Linked DNA regions of Homo sapiens: region 1 is linked to region 2. Evidence: read pairs that join two places in POLR2A ChIA-PET (ENCODE). Cell type or tissue: B cell. All regions are shown on one strand. Links, peaks and the distances in the headings refer to the core of each region. The heading gives the core; the rest is flanking DNA.

What was found. Peaks named below come from ENCODE experiments on the same cell type or tissue, not always from the same donor. Only the 100,000 strongest peaks of a DNase experiment are listed, where the experiment ranks them.
Region 1: POLR2A ChIA-PET joins it to region 2 with 10 read pairs; 2 of 35 experiments call an interaction of 5 or more read pairs at or near these places.

The regions. Positions count from the first base shown.
Region 1 is chr16:2,013,012-2,023,486 of GRCh38, reverse strand. NPW (neuropeptide W) reads right to left here and starts at 3,702. Exons shown (of 2, transcript NM_001099456.3): 1 at 3,175-3,702; 2 at 2,732-2,954. The coding sequence starts at 3,585. The coding sequence ends at 2,868. It also overlaps the pseudogene RN7SL219P. RefSeq lists silencers at 11-190, 2,665-2,959 and a cis regulatory region at 1-879. In B cell, for the core only: CTCF peaks have their summits at 14, 213, 6,595 (motif pointing left) and 6,798 (motif pointing left); DNase peaks (open chromatin) are centred at 166, 2,742, 3,090, 3,636 and 1 weaker place; H3K4me3 peaks cover 834 bases; H3K27me3 peaks cover 3,688 bases.
Region 2 is chr16:1,911,122-1,921,623 of GRCh38, reverse strand. It overlaps HS3ST6 (heparan sulfate-glucosamine 3-sulfotransferase 6), which reads left to right and starts at 3,209. Exons shown (of 2, transcript NM_001009606.4): 1 at 3,209-3,713; 2 at 9,419-10,149. The coding sequence starts at 3,301. The coding sequence ends at 10,034. RefSeq lists enhancers at 865-1,428, 1,429-1,990, 1,991-2,554, 2,555-3,116, 9,233-9,790 and 1 more. In B cell, for the core only: no CTCF peak of the experiment used is centred there; no DNase peak of the experiment used is centred there; H3K27me3 peaks cover 3,683 bases.

The DNA.
Region 1 (10,475 bases), core at 14-8,013, 100 kb before region 2:
AGAGACCCACAGACCAGACAGAGAGAGAAGGCCGGGGGACTGCGACGACCCAAGAGTGGGGAGAGGCAGGAAACCGCTGCCGCCGACGGGGCGACCCCGCCCACCCGTCGTGGCCCCGCCCACTGCGGCTCTAGCCCCGCCCGTTGCTGGAGGCGCGAGTCGGACGCTACCGCCCGGAACAGTAGCCGCGCAGCGCCACCTGGCCGGAACTGGTGGCATTGCATCGTGCGAGGAGTTGCCCCAGGATCCTGCCCATCTGGCTTCCTTCCACTCGATCCAGTCCTGTGGGGTGGGGACTGGGGTGAGGCTGGCGCCCTAGGCCTGGTTGCGCTGCAGGGGAATAAGGGTGTGGAGTGGGGGAGGCAGAGAAGCCTCTCATGGGCTCTGTCTCCCCATCTTGGACCAGGCAAGCACCAGGGAACATCACTGAACGCCCCCCCGCCAGCCCCGCGAGAACAGAGCTTTGAGCACCTTGGCCTGCGCAAGGGGAGGCCAGAGCTGAAGCAGCCCCAGGAAGAACATTTAACCCAGCCTGGGGCCCTGGAGTCCTCCTTCGGCGGGGGAGGTCCCGGGCTGTCCTGGAATCTGCAGTCTGGAGCAGGCGGTGGGGAAGGGGGAGGAGGCAGTGGGAGGGGCGGTGAGAGCAGACAGAGCCAGCCCTGCCAGAGCACGGGTATCGTCCCATAGGCAGTGGGGAGCCCTTGAGGCGTGGTGTGGTGGTGACGAGGTCAGGACATCCATGTTCTTAGAGGTCAGGTTCAGTGAGGAACAGGGGCAGGAGTGGGAAGGAATGAGCTCGCAGGAGAATGAGTTGCCCTGTGAGGTGTGTGACCACCTCTTCACCCAGCACAGAGCCGGAGGGAGGGCTAGATGGAACCAAGGGCTCCATAAGAATTGGCTGTTGGCCGGGCGCGGTGGCTCACGCCTGTAATCCCAGTACTTTGGGAGGCCAAGGCGGGCGGATCACGAGGTCAGGAGATCGAGACCATCTTGGCCAACATGGTGAAACCCCGTCTCTACTAAAAATACAAAAATTAGCTGGGCGTGGTGGTGGGCGCCTGTAGTCCCAGCTACTCGGGAGGCTGAGGCAGGAGAATGGTGTGAACCCGGGAGGCGGAGCTTGCAGTGAGCGGAGATCATGCCACTGCACTCCAGCCTGGGCAACAGTGCAAGACTCTGTCTCAAAAAAAAAAAAAACAAAAATTAGCTGGGCGTGGTAGTGGGCACCTGTAATCCCAGCTACTGGGGAGGCTGAGGTGGGAGAATCATCTGAGCCGGGGAGGCAGAGAGGCGGAGGTTGCAGTGAGCCGAGATAGTGCCTCTTCAGCATGGGCTGGAGACTCCGTCTCAAAAAAAAAAAAAAAAAAAAGAAAAGAAAAAGAATTGAAGGGGTGGAGATAAAAAGCACCCACATTTGGGAGACAGACACACCTTGGAGATGGAAAGGACCTACCAGTGAGGGGAGGGGGGCTTCTAGAAGTGGGGGTGGGGAGCTGGTTCCACAGAGGCATCCTGGAGCCAGGCCCAGGACCACCTCTCCCCCAATGCTTGCTGGGTGGCCCCAAGGGGGGACCCTGCCACATGGCCACAGGAGGGCTCCAAGGGTGGGCTGCATCAGGGCATGTGACCTTGGTGGTTTGGGGTCCAGGACAGTCATTGGAGTCCCAGGGAAGATTAGAGAGGGTTGAAGAGGCAGCGGGAGGGAGGAGGGGCCCAGACCCTTGGGAAGGGAACTGGAGGGGGCCTGGTGGATGGAGGTCCTCGGTGTTCAAGATGGCAGGGCACATTTATGTGGGGGGGCTGGAGCCAGTGACCAGAAGTGCATGCAGAGGGGGATAAAAGGCAGAGAAGCAGGCCGGGTGCGGTGGCTCACACCTGTAATCCCAGCACTTTGGGAGGCTGAGGCGGGCGGATCACGAGGTCAGGTGATCGAGACCATCGTGGCTAACATGGTGAAACCCCGTCTCAACTAAAAATACAAAAAATTAGCTGGGCGAGGTGACGGGCGCCTGTAGTCCCAGCTACTCGGGAGGCTGAGGCAGGAGAATGGCGTGAAACCGGGAGGCGGAGCTTTCAGTGAGCCGAGATTGCGCCACTGCACTCCAGCCTGGGCGACATAGCCAGACTCCGTCTCAAAAAAAAAAAAAAAGGCAGAGGAGCAGCCAGGGGCAGTGGCTCATGCCTGTAATCCCAGCACTTTGGGAGGGAGGCTGAGGTGGGCGGATCACCTGAGGTCAGGAGTTCAAGACCAGCACGTCCAACATGGTGAAACCCTGTCTCTACAAAAATACAAAAATTAGCTGGGCATCATGGTGGGTGCCTGTAATCCCAGCTACTCAGGAGGCTGAGGCGGGAGAATCGCTTGAACCTGGGAAGTGGAGGTTGCAGTAACCCGAGATCGCGCCATTGCACTCCAGCCTGGACAACAAAGAGAGACTGCATCTCAAAAAAAAAAAAAAAAAAAAGCAAGAAGCAAGGTGGGGCTCAGGTGGAGGGGCCCCTCCTCCCGGGGCATGACCCAGAAGAAGGGGACCAGGGGTTCTTAATCAATCTGCGGAAGCCTTTGGCTAAGGGAGGGAGGGGGTGCCGGGAGATCCAGGTTTGAAATGAATGCTGAGTGCCCGGCGCTTCCCCTGGTCGGCGAGGGAGGGGCCCCTGACATTTGCCAGGGCGTGGGCGCGCCTGTCTGCGCCCTGAGCTAGACGGCAAAGTACACAAGCAGACGAAGGGGTCGCATGCGGGGGCGCAGGAGTCAGGCGGATTTTATTGACCGGACGGCAGGCGGGGTCTATGAGCGGCTCCTGGAAGCGCGCGGCCACTCCTCCTGGGTCAGGCGCGGAGGCGCCACGGGCGGGCGGGGGACGCTGTCAGAACGGTCCGGGGGCCAGGCAGGGCAGGCCAAGGCGGTTTGCTGCGGGGTCCACCGCTGGGCGGGAGACGTCTCTCCGAAGTCTCTAACGAGAACACAGCAAGGCCGTGGGGAGGAGGCTGTGGCCCTCCAACCACCGCCCCCGGGTGCCAGGGTCGAGCCTGCCCAGGGAAAGCTCTTCTGGGCGCGGAGCAGGGAATGGAAGGGCCCGAGGGTGCCCCCTGAACGCGCGGCTCCGTGCTCCGGCTCAGACCTCCCGAGACCCCCTTGCCCGCGGCGGTCCAGGCCTCTCCCCTCTCACGTACCTGGCCAGCTCCGCTGAAGTCCAGGGACTCCGGTTCCAGCGCAGGCTCTGGGGCGCGCGGGCTCCGGGGCGCACGGACGGGGATCCCTGCCTGGGAGCTCCTGCGTCGCGTCTCCCACAGCTCCTGAACCCACGAGGGCAGCAGGAGAGGAGCCTCGCGGGCTGCGGGTTCGGGGGAGAGGGTGTCCCTGGCCAGGGGCCCGGCGGCCGCGCGCAGCGCGCGGCGCCACAGATAGGGTGAGCGACGCAGCCCCATGAGCAGGCCAGCGGCGCGGCCCACCGTGTGGTAGCGGGGACTCGCCACGTGCTTGTACCACGCGCCGGAGGGCAGCGGCAGCAGGAGCAGAAGCAGCAGCAGTGCCAGCCGCGGCCGGCTCGCGGGAGCCCCCCGCTCCCCTGGGCGCCACGCCAGGGCGCTCGCGTCGACGGCCGCCCGGCGGGGCGGGCCACGAACCGGCTCGGCTGGGTTTGGGCGCGCAGTGGAGTTGGGACGCCCAGGTACCGGAGCGCAGGAGGCTGGAGGCGAGCCGTGGGTCCCCTGCAGGCCCAGCTATAACCGCTCGGTGGCCCCGCCTCGTTCCGCCCCCTCAGTACCGCTGGGCTCCCCAGATGGGGGGAGGGACGGAGGGAGGAGAGGGAACCCTGGCAGCTGGCGGGGGACGTGGGTACTTGAGCACCTCACTGAGTGGGCCGCTGGCTGGAACTGGGCTCGAGGCTCCTCTGAGGGGACACGTCCCATTCTCTGCCTGCTCAGCCTCCTCCCTCTAGGAGTGGAAGTGCCAGGGAGTGGGTACTGGGAACACTGATGAGGGAGTAGGGCTGAGGGATGCCCCTTTAGCCAGACTCCTGCCGGTGGGACGACAGCAGAGCGAAGGCCCAGGTGCAGGCAGAGCTACAGTGGCTATTGCAGGAGGGCTGTCGGGGGCCTTCAGCACCATTCAAGACCCCTCTGGGTGAGTCCCCCCAAGAGTTGTCCCTTGTCCTTGCCTAGCATAGCTCCCAAAGCTGTCCCCACACCCTGTCCTGTCCACTGCCACCCCCAGCTTCTCCCCACCAACCCATCTCCCCGCAGAAGCCTTAGAAGCCTCATGTTGGCAACACCAAGCCATCCGTGGGGTCTGCAGTTCTGTGAGGCTTCCAGGAGAAAAAGTCAGCCCCTCCTGGAACCTCTACCCCTGGAGGGGCAGGACAAGGCCTTGCAGACCTCCAGCGCCTCCTCTCTGGTGATGGTCCCCCAAGACCACTTTATCCAGCCAGTCTCAATTTTTGCCTAAACCAACAGCCTGTGGCTTTGCCTGCCTCTGTGCGTCTGTGCCTAACACCTACTCATCCTTCAAGACTCCACTTAAATGGCCCAGATCCTTGGCCGGGCGCGGTGGCTCACACCTGTAATCCCAGCACTTTGGGAGGCCGAGGCGGGCGGATCACCTAAGGTCATGAATTCAAGACCAGCCTGGCCAACGTGGTGAAACCCCATCTCTACGAAAAACACAAAAAATTAGCTGGGTATGGTGGCAGGCACCTGTAATCCCAGCTACTTGAGAAGCTAAGGCAGGAGAATCGCTTGAACCCGGGAGGCGGAGGTTGCAGCGAGCCAAGATTGCATCATTGCACTCCAGCCTGGGCAACAAGAGCGAAACTGCATCTTTTTTTTTTTTTTTGAGACGGATTCTGGCTCTGTTGCCCAGGCTGGAGTGCAGTGGCGCGATCTCGGCTCACTGCAAGCTCCGCCTCCTAGGTTCACGCCATTTTCCTGCCTCAGCCTCCCGAGTAGCTGAGACTACAGGTGCCCGCCACTACGCCCGGCTAATTTTTTGTATTTTTAGTAGAGACGGGGTTTCACCACGTTAGCCAGGATGGTCTTGATCTCCTGACCTTGTGACTTGTGATCCGCCCGCCTCGGCCTCCCAAAGTGCTGGGATTATAGGCGTGAGCCACTGTGCCCGGCCGAAACTGCATCTTAAAAAAAAAAAAAGGCGCAGGGCCAGACAGTCCCTCAGAATTTCCCTCTGTGGCCATCTGGGCTTAACAACCCCCTCCCAGAGGGCAGAGCCTGACACAGTCTTTCCTGACCTCCCAGCAAGGGTGAATCCAGCCCTCCCTCAGCAACCATGTCAGTCATGGGGCAGCCCCTGGGTCCCAGACACCAGGGATCTCGTTTTGGGTCATCATGAACTATCTCATCTTGACCTCCAGACAATGTCATGAGTGGAACTATTATTGACTCCACTCACCAACGAGTAAACTGAGGCCCAGGGAGAACTGACCTGCCCCAGATCATGTTGGGTAAATGGTGGAGGTGAGATACATCCTAGCACCTGAGCCCAAGAGCCTCAGCTTGGGGGAACAGGGTACTCCTGTCCAGAAGGGCACAGAAAGGCTGGGGGCAGGCTGGGCACAGTGGCTCATGCCTGTAATCCCAGCACTTCAGGAGGCTGAGGCAGGTGGATTACTTGAGGCCAGGAGTTCAAGACCAGCCTGGCCAACATGGCAAAACCCCATCTCTATTAAAAATACAAAACTTGCCAGGCACAGTGGCTCATGCCTGTAATCTCAGCACTTTGGGAGGTCGAGGCAGGCATGTCACGAGGTCAAGAATTTCAGACCAACCTGACCAACATAGTGAAATCCCATCTCTACTAAAAATACAAAAATTAGCCGGGTGTGGTGGCATGCGCCTGTAGTCCCAGCTACTCAGGAGGCTGAGGCGGGAGAATTGCTTGGTCCTCGGAGGCGGAGGTTGCAGTGAGCCAAGACTGTGCCATTGCACTCCAGCCTGGGTGACAGAGTGAGACTCCATCTCAAAAAAAAAAAAAAAAAAACTTAGCCGGGCATGGTGGCACACACCTGTAGTCCCAGCTGCTCGGGAGGCTGAGGGAGGAGAATCACTTGAACTCGGGAGGCAGAGGTTGCAGTGAGCCACGATGGGACCACTGTACTCCAGCCTGGGTGACAGAGCAAGACTCCATCTCAAAAAACAAACAAACAAACAAACAAAACAGAAGGTCTGGGGGCAGAGCCAGACTCCCACTCCTGAGGCGTGAGGGTCCCCGGTGAGTCTGGTGAGCCTGACGAGGGTTAGAAGCAGCAGCCCTCTCCAGGAAGGCCACACTGAAGTGGCGAGACGCCAGCCCTGCTTGATAGTCGCAGCTGAGGGGAAGAGGATAAGGACCTCGGCCTCTCCTGCCTCAGTTTCCTCATCTGTAAACTGGGGGTAAAAAAAGTGGCCACTTCATCATCTTGTTGGCACTGATAATCCAGTGGTGGGTCTGGGAGCTGAACCGTGCCTGGTACCCAGTAAGCACTCAATGAACGCTGTGGCTAGGACCTATCCTTGCTGCACCAGAGGCTGACCACCCCCAGCCTGTCAGGAAAACACTGTGACAGGGGCAGAATGGGGGATGCAGATGGAGCTGTCTGCGCCGCCTGGAGGACCACGGGGACCAGAGGCCCTGCAAGAAGCTATCCCCGCCACGCTCCCCCAGGGCCCCTTGTCCTTGACAGCTGCCTGGAGTGTGTGGTGGGCGGGTAGTGCAGCACGACATGGGCCAGAGCCAGGCCCCATCAGGGTCCCTTGGCGCTGCCACCCGCTCCTGGCTAAGAGGACGTGGGTGTCTCTGGACCCCTGGGGGGACTCCAGCCAGTCAGGGGAGGGTCCAGGACGCCCCCTGGAGGTGGCCCGGGGAGCTTCTGCAGGGGGAACTGTGGAAACTGATCAATGAAAGTCTATGCTGGGATGGAAGTCCCTGTGACAGCAAATAGAAGCAGTGGAGATTGCGCCACTGCACTCCAGCCTGGGCAACAGAGGAAGACTCCTTCTCTCTCAAGAAAAAAAAAAACAAAACAAACAAACAAAAAAAAAACAGCTGGACATGGTGGCTCATGCTTGTAATCCTAGCACTTTGGGAGGCCAAGGCAGGTAGATCATGAGGTCAGGAGTTTGAGACCAGCCTGGCCAACACAGTGAAACCTCGTCTCTACTAAAAATACAAAAATTAGCCAGGCGTGGTGATGGGTGCCTGTAGTCCCAGCTACTCGGGAGGCTGAGGCAGGAGAATCACTTGAACCCGCGAGGCAGAGGTTGCAGTGAACCAAAATCACACCACTGCACTCCAGCCTGGGCGACAGAGCAAGACTCTATCTCAAAAAAAACAAAACAAAACAGAACCACAACAACAAAAAAACCAGCAGTGGCTCCTCTACCTTGTTTATTGCTGTGGCCCAAGGGAGTGAGAGTCGCAGGACGCAGGGAAAGGTCACTGGGAACAGAGGCACGGGGAGGCGTCTGTTGGGTGGAGTGTCCGGAACACGTGGCAGGGGGAGACCAGGACTGGGTTAGAGGAGCAAAACACAGAACCTTAAGGGTGTCTGTGGGCTCCCTTTTCAGGCGGCAGGAGGAAGGCCTCTGTGTCCTGCCCAGCCTGGTGCCCAGGAACAGGACCTGGTGACAAAGGCTTCCTTCTCCCCACCTCCAGGGGTCTGGAGTCACAACTCTCCTTGGGGAGGAGGTGACGAGAGCCAGCCCTGCTTCTTGAGGCTCACATCTCAGTTCCTTGACACCAGTGTCCGGCCTAGAAACCCGTGAGACACTTGCTTAAGGCCAGGACCACGCCTGCCGCAGGCACAAAGCCTGGCCCCGAACAGGAACGCCCTGGTAAGGAGGAGATTAATGAGCAAATCTGTTTTGTCATCTTTAAAATTATTGGCCAGGGCGTGGCACAGTGGCTCACGCCTGCAATCCCAACACTTTGGGAGGCTGAGGCGGAGTTAGAGACCAGCCTGGGCCATATGGCGAAACCCCATCTCTACCAAAACAAACAATGACGAAATATATATATATATTAGCTGGGTGTGGTGGTGTGTGCCTGAAGTCCGAGGTAGAAAGTTCCCTTGAGGCCTGGAGTTCGCAAGGCTGCAGTGAGTCGCGATCTTGCCACTGCACTCCAGCCTGGGCGACAGACCCTGTCTCAAAAAGTAAATACATAGCTCGGGCTCAGTGGCTCATGCCTATAATCCCAACAGTTTGGGAGGCCGAGGTGGGCGGATCACTTAAGCTCAGGAGTTCAAGACCAGCCTGGCCAACACGGTGAAACTCCATCTTTACTAAAAATACAAAAAAATTAGCTGGGTGTTGTGGTGCACGCCTGTAATCCCAGCTACTCGGGAGGCTGAGGTATAAGAATTGCTTGAACCTAGAAGGCGGAGGTTTCAGTGAGCCGAGATTATGCCACTGCATTCCAGCATGGGCGTCAGAGCGAGACTCCATCTCACAAAAAATGAAAAAAAAAACCAAAACAGTAAATATATTAAATAATTGGCTAGGCTCAGTGGCTCACACCTGTAATCCCAGCACTTTGGGAGGCCGAGGTGGGCAGATCACAAGGTCAGGCGATCGAGACCATCCTGGCTAACACGGTGAAACCCCGTGTCTACTAAAAATACAAAAAATTGCCCGGGTGTGGTGGCTCACGCTTGTAATCCCAGCACTTTGGGAGGCCGAGGCGGGCGGATCATGAGGTCAGGAGTTTGAGACCAGCCTGGCCAACACAGTGAAACTTTGTCTCTACTAAAAATACAAAAATTAGCTGGGCGTGGTGGCAGGCACCTGTAATCCCAGCTACCTGGGAGGCTGAGGCAGGAGAATCACTTGAACCCGGGAGGCGGAGGTTGCAGTGAGCCAAGATCATGTCACTGCACTTCAGCCAGGGCGACAGAGCAAGAGACCACCTCAAAAAAAAAAAAATTAGAAAAAAAAGAAAGAAAGAAAAGAAAAAGAAAAAAAAGGAAAAAAAAAAATAATAATAATAATTAGGGCTGCGCCTGGTGGCTCACGCCTATAATCCCAGCACTTTGGGAGGCTGAGACAGGTGGATCACAAGGTTAAGAATTCGAGACCAGCCTGGCCAACATGGTGAAACCCCATCTCTACTAAGAATACAAAAATTAGCCAGCCATGGTGTTGCATGCCTGTAATCCCAACTATTCGGGAGGCTGAGGCAGAATTGCTTGAACCCGGGAGGCAGAGGTTGCAGTGGGCCGAGATGGTGCCACTACACTCCAGCCTGGGCAACAGAGCAAGACTCCGTCTCAAAAAAATAAAAAATAAATAAATAAATAAATAAAATAAAATAATTAATGTTGTCAAGGCAGTATACATTATAAATCAAAGGCTGCTTGCTATAAGGAAGAGAACAAAGCTATCCCTGCCCACCCTTCACACCCTGCTCCTACTCTCCAGAGACAGCTACTTCCAACTCTTTTAGCTGTTAGCTGTTTCTTCTAGTATTTATCTCCAAATGTTTGAATCATAAGCATAACTACTATTTTGTTTTGTTTTGTTTGTTTTGTTTTTGAGACAGAGTCTCACTCTGTCACCCAGGCTAGAGTGCAATGGTGCGATCTCTGCTCACTGCAACCTCCGCCTCCTGTGCTCAAGAGATTCTCCTGACTCAGCCTCCCAAGTAGCTGGGATTATAGGTGCCTGCCAAAACGCTCAGCTAATTTCTGTATTTTTAGTAGAGACAGGGTTTCGCCATGTTGGCCAGGCCGGTCCCGAACTCCTGACCTCAGGGGATCCGCCCGCCTCGGCCTCCCATAGTGCTGGGATTACAGGCATGCGCCCCTGCGCCCGGCCAGAAACAGAAAAACTCGTAGCTGCAGCACTACTGACCTTTGCCATCCTGTGCACTGAGAATCTTTAGTAGCATCCCTGGCCTTCACCCATGTGTGTACGCAGAACAGTAGCCCCCCAAAGATGTTCGCCCCCAATCCCTGCAACCTGTGAATATTTATGCCACATAGTAGGAGGGAATTAGGCTGTAGATAAAATGGTTGATTAGAGGCAGGGTCTCACTATGTTGCCCAGGCTGATGTCTAGTGGCTATTCACAGGCGTGATCCCACTACTGATCACAGGAGTTTTGACCTGCTCTCTTTCCAAACTGGCCCAGTTCACCCCTCCTGAGGCAACCTGGTGGTCCCCTGCTCCCAGGAGGTCACCAAGTCGATGCCAAACTTAGTGCAGACACCTGACTGACACAGCCCACTATATCCTCAGAACTCCTGGACTGACACAATCCTCCTGCCTCGGCCTCCCGAGTAGCTGAGACTACACGTGCGCACCACCACACCAGGGAATATAAAATTAAGGTTGCTAATTAGCTGGCTTTATTTTATTTTATTTGAAACAGAGTCTTGCTCTGTCACCCAGGCTGGAGTACAGTGGCATGATCTCCGCTCACTACAACCTCTGCCTCCCGGGTTCAAAGCGATTCTCCTGCCTTAGGTTCCCAAGTAGCTGGAA
Region 2 (10,502 bases), core at 1,420-9,419:
TGCCCAGGCTGGTTTTGAATTCCCCGCCTCAAGTGAACCTCCTGCCTCAGACTTCCAAAGTGCTGGGACTACTGGTGTGCGCCACTGTGCCTGGCTAAATTTAAAATATTTTGTACAGACGGGGTTCTCGCTTTGTTGCCCAGGTTGGTCTTGAACTCCTGGCTTCAAGCAATGATTCTCTTTTTGTGAAATGTCCAGAATAGGCAAACCCATAGAGACAGAAAGTAGATTCGTGGTTGCCAGGGGCTGTGGGAAGGGGAGAAGAGGGCGTCATTGCTAATGGACACAGGATTTCTTTTTGGGGTGATAGAAATGTTCTAAAATTGATTGTGATTGCACGACTATGAATATACTGAAAACCATTGATTTGCATGCGACAAATGGCTGGATTGAGTGGTGTGTGAATTACATCACAATAAAGCTGTTACTCTTCAGAGACTCATGCGAGTCATGACTGAGGTCTTCATTTTACAAAGGAGGGTCTGGTGGCTCAGAGTTGGTGGGAGCCTGAGGAGGAGGCGGGGCTGGACCAGCCTCAGGCCAGACTCTAAGCCCCGCCCCTGTTCCCGCAGGGCCTTAAGCTCCACCCCATCCTCTACTGCCCGGGCTCTCTGCTGCTGAGCCTTCACCCACACGGTTCCTTGGCCTGGAATGCTGTTCTCCTCGTCTTCACCTGGCCGTCACCTCCAGAAAGCCTTCCCGACCTCTCCTCCCACGTATACCCTTCCACTGAGCGACATTAATGGAATGTCCACTGCGTGCCAGGCTCTGTTAGGTGCTGGGGATCCACTGGTGAATGAACAGCCCCAGTGCTGCCATCCTGGGCGCCCCGAGGTGTGTAGCCACCGTCAGCCGAGTGCCTGATGGAGGGAGGGGTCAGCTTCCAGGAGAACCCTCCGAGCCGACTCCTGGTCCCTGCATCTCTCTCTCCCTGTCCCCAGTCCATTCCACATCCTGCTGTTCTGCGTTCTGGTCAATTCCTCCTGGAAAGTCCTTCTGCCCTCAGCGGGGACTAAGGATAAAGCATCCAGCAGAGAGACGGCAGCGGAAAGGCCAGGAGATGGAAATGACCATGCTGGGCTGGGCAGGGGGCTGGAGGAGCCATCACGGAACCAGTGCTGGAATTTCAAGTCCTGAGTAGGGACTGCTGAGACCGTGGGGATGGCTGAGACTGTGGGGACGGCTGAGACCGTGGGGATGGCTGAGACCGTGGGGACTGCTGAACCTGTGGGGACTCCTGAGACCGTGGGAACAGCTGAGACCGTGGGGACTCAGACCGTGGGGACGGCTGAGACCGTGGGGACTCCTGAGACCGTGGGGATGGCTGAGACCGTGGGGGCTCCTGAGACCGTGGGGACTGCTGAGACCGTGGGGACTCCTGAGACCGTGGGGATGGCTGAGACCGTGGGGGCTCCTGAGACCGTGGGGACTGCTGAGACCGTGGGGACGGCTGAGACCGTGGGGACTCCTGAGACCCTGGGGACGGCTGAGACCATGGGGACGGCTGAGACCGTGGGGACTCCTGAGACCCTGGGGACAGCTGAGACCATGGGGATGCTGAGACCGTGGGGACTCCTGAGACCGTGAGGACTCCTGAGACCGTGGGGACTGCTGAGACTGTGGGGTGGATGCTGCAGGGTGGGACCCCAGCCCCCACCCCGAGCCAGCCCGTTGGGAACAATACCGTTTCAAGCTAGACCAGAAGAAGAATTTCCTGTGACCCAGCATAAGCCAGCATGCTCTCCTCGCATTGTGCCCGCTGCCTGCCCACGGGGCTCCTGCAGAGGCTTGCCCAGATGAGCAGGTGCAGCCCGCATGTCTGGAGCCGGGGCTGGGGGACTGGTCAGTGGTCTTCACCCCGTCAGCCCCGTGTGGCCCCCTCTGGCCAGGGCTGCTGCTGGGTAGGAGCTCCGGAATGTCTGTGGGTCGTGGAGGCCTTCGGCCCCTTGAGGCAGCCCGGCTGCTGGGACTTGTCCAGATGCCATCAGGGCTGGAACGGCTCATTAACGCAGCAGAGCCCAGGACAGGGGCCGCAAGCCCTTGGCTGGGAAGAGGCTGGGCCTCTGCCGGGAGCCTGTGCCGTGCCTGCCTGGCGCCAGCCCTGTGGCCAGGAAGGCTGGGGCAGAGGTGGAGAGAGGACCCGGGTCTCATACCACCTTTGCCTTCGGATGGGGCAAGTTGCTCGCCCTCTCTGAGCCCGGCTCGCCTCCCCTGCCTTCCCTGCAGGCTGCTGCTGGGCGTTGGGGATGTGAAGTTCCCGCAGTGTCTAGCGGCCCCCGCAGGTCCCACCCGAGAGGCCCCTGAATCTCACGCCCCTCAGAGGCAGCCCCTGGGGGAGGTCCTGGGCTCCTTCTCTTCCCCAGCACAGGGGTCCCTGAGTCCTTTGTACTCCAGTGGGGTCCACTTTGCCAGCTTCCGAAATGCATCACTGATGTCTCTGGGCAGTGCCAGGTGGACCAAGGCTGGGCAGATGGGGTGACTTAGTAGACAGAGTATGTCTCAGGCCTGAATTCAGTTCACCACTGGGCCCCTGGGAGGGAAACCTATTTTCTCTGAGCCTGTCCCCTCCATTCTAAAACAGTAACCAGAGGTGACTTGACCTCTCAGCGGCCAGGCTGTGACCCGATGTGTGACTGTCAGCTGGGAGTGCAGGACGCACGCCATTCCCGGCCGCAGACTCCCCCCACACGTTCTGGGATCCCTCTCTGCACACTAGGGTGCTGTCCCGGCCTCTTTCTCCCTTGGCAGGCCGAGTGCCCGGATCGACGCTTTTCCTGGGTCCCCTTGGCCTGGCGATGAGGCTCCCGCTCCTGCAGGCCAAGGCTTGGCCTATGCACCTGCCGCGCACGTCCCGGAGTGGGGTGGGGGGGGAAGGGGATCGGTCTTCAAACAGAGGGTCCCGAGGCCCGCGCGCCGCCCTGTCCCTGCCCTGCGTCCCGAACGGCCACCGCCGCCGCATCCTCCCCGCGCAGAGGTGAAGATGCCGGAGTCAAGCGAGCCAGGGCCTGGGATCTCGGAGCAGGAGCGTCCTGGTGGTCCCGGCAGCTCGAGTCGCGCCCGGGTGGTGGCGGCTGCCGGCGGGTCCAGCCCAGGCAGTGGCCTCGGAGGCGGAGTGGGCGGGGGAGGGGGAGGGGGGAGGGCGTCCAGACCCCGCCCCCGGTCCCGCCCCGCGCCCGCTCCCAGGCTGCGGGACCGCCGGGCGCAGAGCACAAGCCGGGCACCCACGGACTGAGCGGCGCGCGGGCCGAGATGCGCGCCCGCCTGCTGCCCCCGCTCCCGGGCCTGGAGCGGCGCGACCCCATGGCAGGTAGCGGCGGCCTGGGCGGCGGGGCCGGGGGCGGCCAGGGCGCAGGGGCCGGGCAAGGGGCCGCTCTGCGGGCGTCCCGCGCGCCGATGCTGCTCGTGGCCCTGGTGCTCGGCGCCTACTGCCTCTGCGCCCTCCCCGGCCGCTGCCCGCCGGCCGCCCGCGCCCCCGCGCCGGCCCCCGCGCCCTCCGAGCCGTCCAGCTCCGTCCACCGCCCGGGAGCACCCGGCCTGCCTTTGGCCAGCGGTCCCGGCCGCCGGCGCTTCCCGCAAGCGCTCATCGTTGGCGTGAAGAAGGGCGGCACGCGCGCCCTGCTGGAGTTTCTGCGGCTGCACCCCGACGTCCGCGCGCTGGGCTCTGAGCCCCACTTCTTCGACAGGTGCTACGAGCGCGGCCTCGCCTGGTACCGGTGAGCACCCTGGCCCGTCCGCCCTGACCGGCGCCTTCCTGGGGAGGGTATCGTGCGCCCCAGGGAGCAGCGGCACGATATCCTGCCTCCCAGGGAGCAGGGGTGCGCTCCGGGCAGTGGGGTTGGGACCGCCCTGTGGGGGCCCCAGGCTTGACCTGGGGTCCCGGCTCCGGAAGAAGGAATGATACTTGGCTAGGATTCCCTGAAACTTTGAAAACTGTGGGGAAAGCCCCGGTTCCGTTCTCTCTGCTGAGGGACCCAGCAGGACTGGGGGAGGCGGTGGCTTCCCAGCCCAGAGGTCGTTTCCAGCCCGTGGGATTACCTGGCAGCGTCAGAAATGCCTCTGCCGCCCGCTCACTCTGGGCACTCAGGTGTGACCGACCGCTGGCCAGGTACTGTAGAAAGGGGCCTCCAGGTTCCAGGCAGCCACCTAGAAAGCGTCCTTCCTCCCCAAGACCCCCGAGTCTGCGCACAGGAACCCTTGTTGGTGGTCCTGGGAGTCCGGAGAAAGTCTGGGCTTTGGAAAGGAGGAGACTGCCTTTAGGTGAGTGCCCAGGGTGAGTCCAGCCCCGTGCATGGGGCTCTGTGGCTGTCCTGCCTCTACCCAGGATGGACGTGGGGGTGCGGCAGCCTCAGCTGAAGCAGCCCGCGCTGGTGGCTGCTCATCCCCAAGCTTGGACCCAGCGCCTGCAGAGAGGACCCTGCCCAAGGCCAGTTGGGGAGTCAGTGGGGGTGGCAGGACCCAGACGCTTCTCCAGGTGCTCCAGTTTCTCCGTTCCCGATCCTCTGATCCTCTTCCTTCCCTGACGCCTACCCCTATTTGTTAACTTTGCCTTTTGTACTAAAACTACTCTTGGGTTTGGAGGGCAGGCAGGAAGGGGCTCCGTGAGAATAGGGTGGCTCGCTTCTGAGATCTGAAGGGCTGGTGCCAGTGTGGGGTGCTGGGGAAGTCAGGTGGTGGCTAGGGGACATGGAGTCCATCCCGGGGCTCACCTGGCTGAATTGGGCATCCTCAGCTCAGGCTCCAGGGAGAGACCTCACTCCCCTGACGGCAGGCAGGGGTCAGAATGCATCCCTAATCCCTGCTGCAGGGAGGAGGGTAGGAGGGGCTACCAAGCTAGAAGCTGGGGAGGAGGGGAGTGGCGAGACGGGGGAGGAGGGGAGAGGCGGGAGGGGGAAGGGGAGAAAGGGCTTTGGGTTAAGGATGCACAGTTAACTGGAGTAAACACTTCAGAGCCACCCCTGAGCCCCATGAGCTTTGACAGCAAGAGACTGGGGGTGGGATCTGAGCTGGGCCGTGAGGAGCCACAGGGGAAGCTAGGGTTGGGTTTAGCCCTAAAGGGTTCTGGAAGAGCCCAGGCTCCTGAGGCCAGTCCAGGCCCGCCCTGGGCATGTGTCCAGCGCTGGGGGATCAGTTTGGGGAGGATGAGAGGCAGCCAAGGCCAGGCCCAACTTGGGAGTCAGCTCCTTAGCCTGGGGGTGGGGTTCCGGGGACACTGACGTGCCCAGGGTTGGAGGGGGGTACAGGAGAGTGACTGCTCTGGTAGATTCTTGACGTCCTCATTTTTTAGAAGGGGGAGGGGTGGGTGTGGAGAATTCCAAGGGGTCAGTCCCGTGGCTTCTGCCTCATTAATCTGGTATTGTCCCTTGGACCAACTGTGCTGACCCCTCACTGGGCGGTGCAGAGCCAGTAGAGCTGGGCCTGCTGAGCTTCCGCATTGCAAGTGTCCTCATGCTCTCCGAGGGGCCGTGGCCACGTGGGGCTGGTGTGCTCCTAGGTGCCTGTGCCTCCGTCCTTTCAGCCTGCTAGGAGCCTGCAATGAGCCTCTGAAAGTTCTCACCCTGTCTCAGTTTCCCCAACTGCAAGGCAGCATTGTCTGCTCTTGAGACCCTGGACTGGGCCCCCAGTGCCTGCAAGCTCTGTTCTGGGTGCCGACGCGGGGAGGCGAGCAGAGTAACCAGGGCCCCCAGTTGAGTCTCCGGGCCACGGCTCCCACTGGGCTGTGACCGACCTAGTTCCAGGCGGTGACCCGGCCTTCCTGTGGCCTCGGCAGTTGGGTCCTGGATTGACTTTGGCCATAGGCCCTCCTTCCCTCCTCTCCACCGTCAGTCAGCTCATCCAGGCTCTTGAGGGGCCTCCCACTTGGGGACTGTAGCCCACTAGTGCCCCCGAGCTCAGCACATGCTCAGCCGTTCCCCCACTAGTGAAGCACCTGTGTCTGCCAGGTGTGGGGGTCACGCAGACTCCCCAAGGTCTCGATCTGGGAAGGGTGCCCTGTCTGGGGGCAAATGGGGGCTGTACTTTGACCATCATCTTTTAGAAAAGCAAGAGGAGGGTGGGGCACAGTGGCTCACGCCTGTAATCCCAGCCCTTTGGGAGGCTGAGGTGGGCAGATTACCTGAGGTCAGGAGTTTGAGACCAGCCTGACTAACATGGTGAAACCCCATCTCTACTAAAAATACAAAAATTAGCCAGGCGTGGTGATGGGTGCCTGTATTCCCAGCTACTTGGGAGGCTGAGGCAGGAGAATCGCTTGAACCCGGGAGGCAGAGGTTGTAGTGAGCTGAGATTGTGCCACTGCACTCCAGCCTGGGCGACAAGAGTCAGCTGGAGTGCAGCTCTGTCTCAAAAACAAACAAAACAAAAGAAAAGCAAGAGGAGGCAAGGAGCGGGGTGGGTAGGGGAACCCCTTAGTTCCTGGTTTGCAAGAGCAGTGGGTGCAGGGAGTGGGGTCTGAGTATGTAGTGGGGAAGAACCCGGTCTCCTGTGGGGGATGCAGTCCCCCTGCACTTTCTGGCTTTGGCATCTGCCAGGCCCTTTTGGCATCTGCGAGTCCCAGGCCTGAGGTGTGGGGCAGGAGGAGGGAGGCTGAGATGGAGGAGGGAGGGTCGCCCAGGGCTGGATGAAAGCCGCAGGGAAATGCACACCAGATGAGGTGGGCTCCACAAGGAGGGGGGCAGTCCTCAGAGCAACTTGTCAGATGTTTGTCACACGGGGGTCCAGTCCTGCTCCTCTCCCTCCTCCCCCGTCTCTCCCACCCTCATCCACACCTGGGCTAGGATAGGCTTCGGATGCCTGGGGAGGGAAAGTAATTGATCCCAAAGATCTCCGATCTCTGAGCTGGTTTGTGCAAGAGGGGGCCTCGAAAGCCCTTGCCGCCTGTCTGTGTTCCCACTCCCCTTCCACGGCAGGGGGTCCGGGAACCCCATCCCCCTACGGAGCTCCCTCTGACTCTTTGGAGAGAAGGCCTGGCAGGGTGAACTTTCCTGTTTTGGTGCTGGTCCCTCCAGCAGGCAGGAAGAGGAGGATATTCAGAGTCACTGGTGTGCCATCTGGGAAAGGAAAGGGGTGGGCTCCTGGTCTCGCTTGGTGCCTGGGGTCAGTATGCCCGAGACGGGAGGGAAGGGCCTGGGGCTTCCTTCCTGGCCGAGGGGAAAAGCAGGCAGTGACTTCTCATGAGGCCTGGGGTCTTTCCCCTCCCAGCACTGGCCTGGTTTCTCTCTATGGGCATCGTCAGCGAGGTCCCGTGGTGGGGGGTGGTGCCTCCCCTTCTTGACCTCTCTCAGGGACGGGGGTGCCCCTGAGCTGCCAGGCCTCAGACCTTGGTACCGCCACCACCCAAGGCCTCTGTGTTTGTCCCTGGGACGCTGGGTGCGGCTCCCACGCGGGTTCCAGCTGCAGGAGGTGGGGCGGGGAGTGCAGGGGCTCTGGGACTGACACCACCCTTCCAGGTGGGCTGGAAGGAGGCAGCCCTCCAGGGTGGGAAGAGGGAGGGCTGAGCCCCACGCTCATCCCCAGCACCCCTGCCCCTCCCAGTCTCCCTGTGGCTGCTTCTGAAGTGGCAGTGGGTGGGTGGAGGGAGTCCCAGCTCCCTCTGTCACCAAGACGGAGGAGGACTTGTCCGGTATCGTCTGTAGGCCAGCTCTGCCCAGGGCCTGGTTCTGCGGGGTGGGAAGGCTCCCGTGCCGCCCACCCCTACTCTGCACCGCTCATGGTGGGTGTTGTGGGGGAAGCCTGGATTCTCTCCCGCTGCCTCACACATCCTCCCTCCCACCTCCAGCGCTCTCCACCGAGCACCCCACTGCAGGGGTCTGTGCAGCTGCCTCTGGCCCAGCCTGCGTTTCCCTGGGGGTCTGAGCAGGAAAAGGGGACTCAGAACCTGCCTCCCAAGGGCTCAAGTCTGGGGCGGTCACTCCTGGCAGGTCAGCCTCCTGGCAGGGGCCGGTCCTGGGGCTGTCAGCAGGGGTGGGGGAAGCCCCCTCAGAGGGCAGGAGTCAGGGCTGGGCGTGACTGGCAAGGCATCCCCTCCCTAACACAGTCCCTGTGTTTCTATCGACCTAGTTCCCAGCCCTCCCCAGCTCTCCCTCCGAGCTGTTTGCTCAGCTGACCTACCACGCCCTGCCCTGCCCAACCTCACCCTGCACTACCTGGCTGGCAGGTGCTGCCCGGGGCACTGCTGGGGGTGCCTGGGCCTGCCCGGGCTGGGCACCCAGAATGGGCTCTCTGCCCAGGTGGGACAGTCCTGGGCTGTGGTCGGCTGATTCCCCCGGGACCTTGGGACTGGGTCAGTGCCCTCCTCTCCTGTGTCAGAATGAGGAGAATCTCAGAAAGGCCCCCTCCCTGGCCTGGCACCCTGGCAACCTGCAAGATCTAGGGGGCCACAGCGGCCCAGGGTCTTGGGAAGGATCCTCCGGCCGGCGCCGCCACGTCTCCGACTTTCCTCACATGTGCTGGGCTCTGCTGGTAACTTTTTGGCCTGCTGAGTCCAGGCCCAGGCTGATGAGAATTCACAGGGCTACAGTTAAAGACGGGGAGAGAGGCCAGCCGCAGTGGCTCACGTCTGTAATCCCAGCACTTTGGGAGGCTGAGGCAGGCGGATCACCTGAGGTCAGGAGTTCGAGACCAGCCTGGCCAACATGGCGAAACCCCGTCTCTACTAAAAATACAAAAATTAGCTGGGTGTGGTGGCGGGCACCTGTAATCCCAGCTACTCCGGGGGCTGAGGCAGGAAAATCGCTTGAACCCGGGAGGCAGAGGTTGCAGTGAGCCGAGATTGCACCACTACACTCCAGCCTGGGTGACAGAGCAAGACTCCGTCTCAAAAAATAAATAAAGATGGGAAGAGATGTAATTACATCAGGGGAGGGAGGGAGCAGGGAGGACTACTTTTGGTTGAGGACACACTGTCAATAATTGGTGAAGGGCTGATTTAGGGGATGCTGTCAGCCACTGAGTGAACGGGTGACCTCAAGTGATCTAGGCGGGCGGGCCTCGGGGTACTTGGTCTGGGATGAGAAAGGAGCTGGGGGCAGCCTAGTTCCAGGAAAGTGTGGGTCCGGTGGGAGGGAGCTGGCTCTGGAAGCGAGGACGGCAGGGATTGCACAGGGAAGATATGTGGGTGGTGAGGAGCATTTGGGCCTCCCGACCAGCGACCGTCACCCTAATCCTCAGTGCAGCAGCAGGCGGGGCAGGCCGGCGGAACAGGCCGGGCTGCAGGCAGGTGCCGGGCTGGGCACCCTCACAGTCCATGTTCCAGGCTGCCCAGCCGCGCACGCTAGCAGGGGTGGGCCCGAGCAGGGAGGAAGACTTGCTCGCCCTGGAGGCCTGGGCTTCCCGGGCATAAGGGGGCCTTGGTCCCGGGCCCCTGGGGGCCGGTCTAGGGCTGGGGAGGCTCAGGCCCCCTCTCCTTGCACCCGTCCCGCAGGAGTCTGATGCCCCGAACCCTGGATGGGCAGATCACCATGGAGAAGACCCCCAGCTACTTCGTGACGCGAGAGGCCCCCCGCCGCATCCACGCCATGTCCCCGGACACGAAGCTGATCGTGGTGGTGCGGAACCCCGTGACCCGGGCCATCTCCGACTACGCCCAGACGCTCTCCAAGACCCCGGGCCTGCCCAGCTTCCGCGCCCTGGCCTTCCGCCACGGCCTGGGCCCCGTGGACACAGCCTGGAGCGCCGTCCGCATCGGCCTGTACGCCCAGCACCTGGACCACTGGCTGCGCTACTTCCCCCTGTCCCACTTCCTGTTCGTCAGCGGGGAGCGTCTGGTCAGCGACCCGGCCGGAGAGGTCGGCCGCGTGCAGGACTTCCTGGGCCTGAAACGGGTCGTCACGGACAAGCACTTCTACTTCAACGCCACCAAGGGCTTCCCCTGCCTCAAGAAGGCCCAGGGCGGCAGCCGTCCCCGCTGCCTGGGCAAGTCCAAGGGCCGGCCACACCCACGCGTGCCCCAGGCCCTGGTCCGGCGCCTGCAGGAGTTCTACCGGCCCTTCAACCGCAGGTTCTACCAGATGACGGGCCAGGACTTCGGCTGGGGCTGAGCGGCACCCTGGGGATGCTCAGCACCTTGATTGACACCCGCTCGCCTGGCCAGAGCGGGCTGCGTGCACATGCTGGGCAGAGAGGAATATTTAAGAAATAAAGCTTGGACCCAGATTTTTCCACAAACCTCGAGGTTGGAGGGTGGAGGCGCTGTCCCCAGGGATGTGGTAACCATATCAGCGAACTCCACTGGGCACTGACTGTGTGCCTCGTGTCGCACTTTTTTTTTTTTTTTTTTTTTGAGATCGAGTCTCGCTCTGTCGCCCAGGCTGGAGTGCAGTGGCGTGATCTCGACTCACTGCAAGCTCCACCTCCCGGGTTCACGCCATTCTCCTGCCTCAGCCTCCCGAGTAGCTGGGACTACAGGCGCCCACCACCACGCCCAGCTAATTTCTTTTTGTATTTTTAGTAGAGACGGGGTTTCACCGTGTTAGCCAGGATGGCTACGATCTCCTGACCTCGTGATC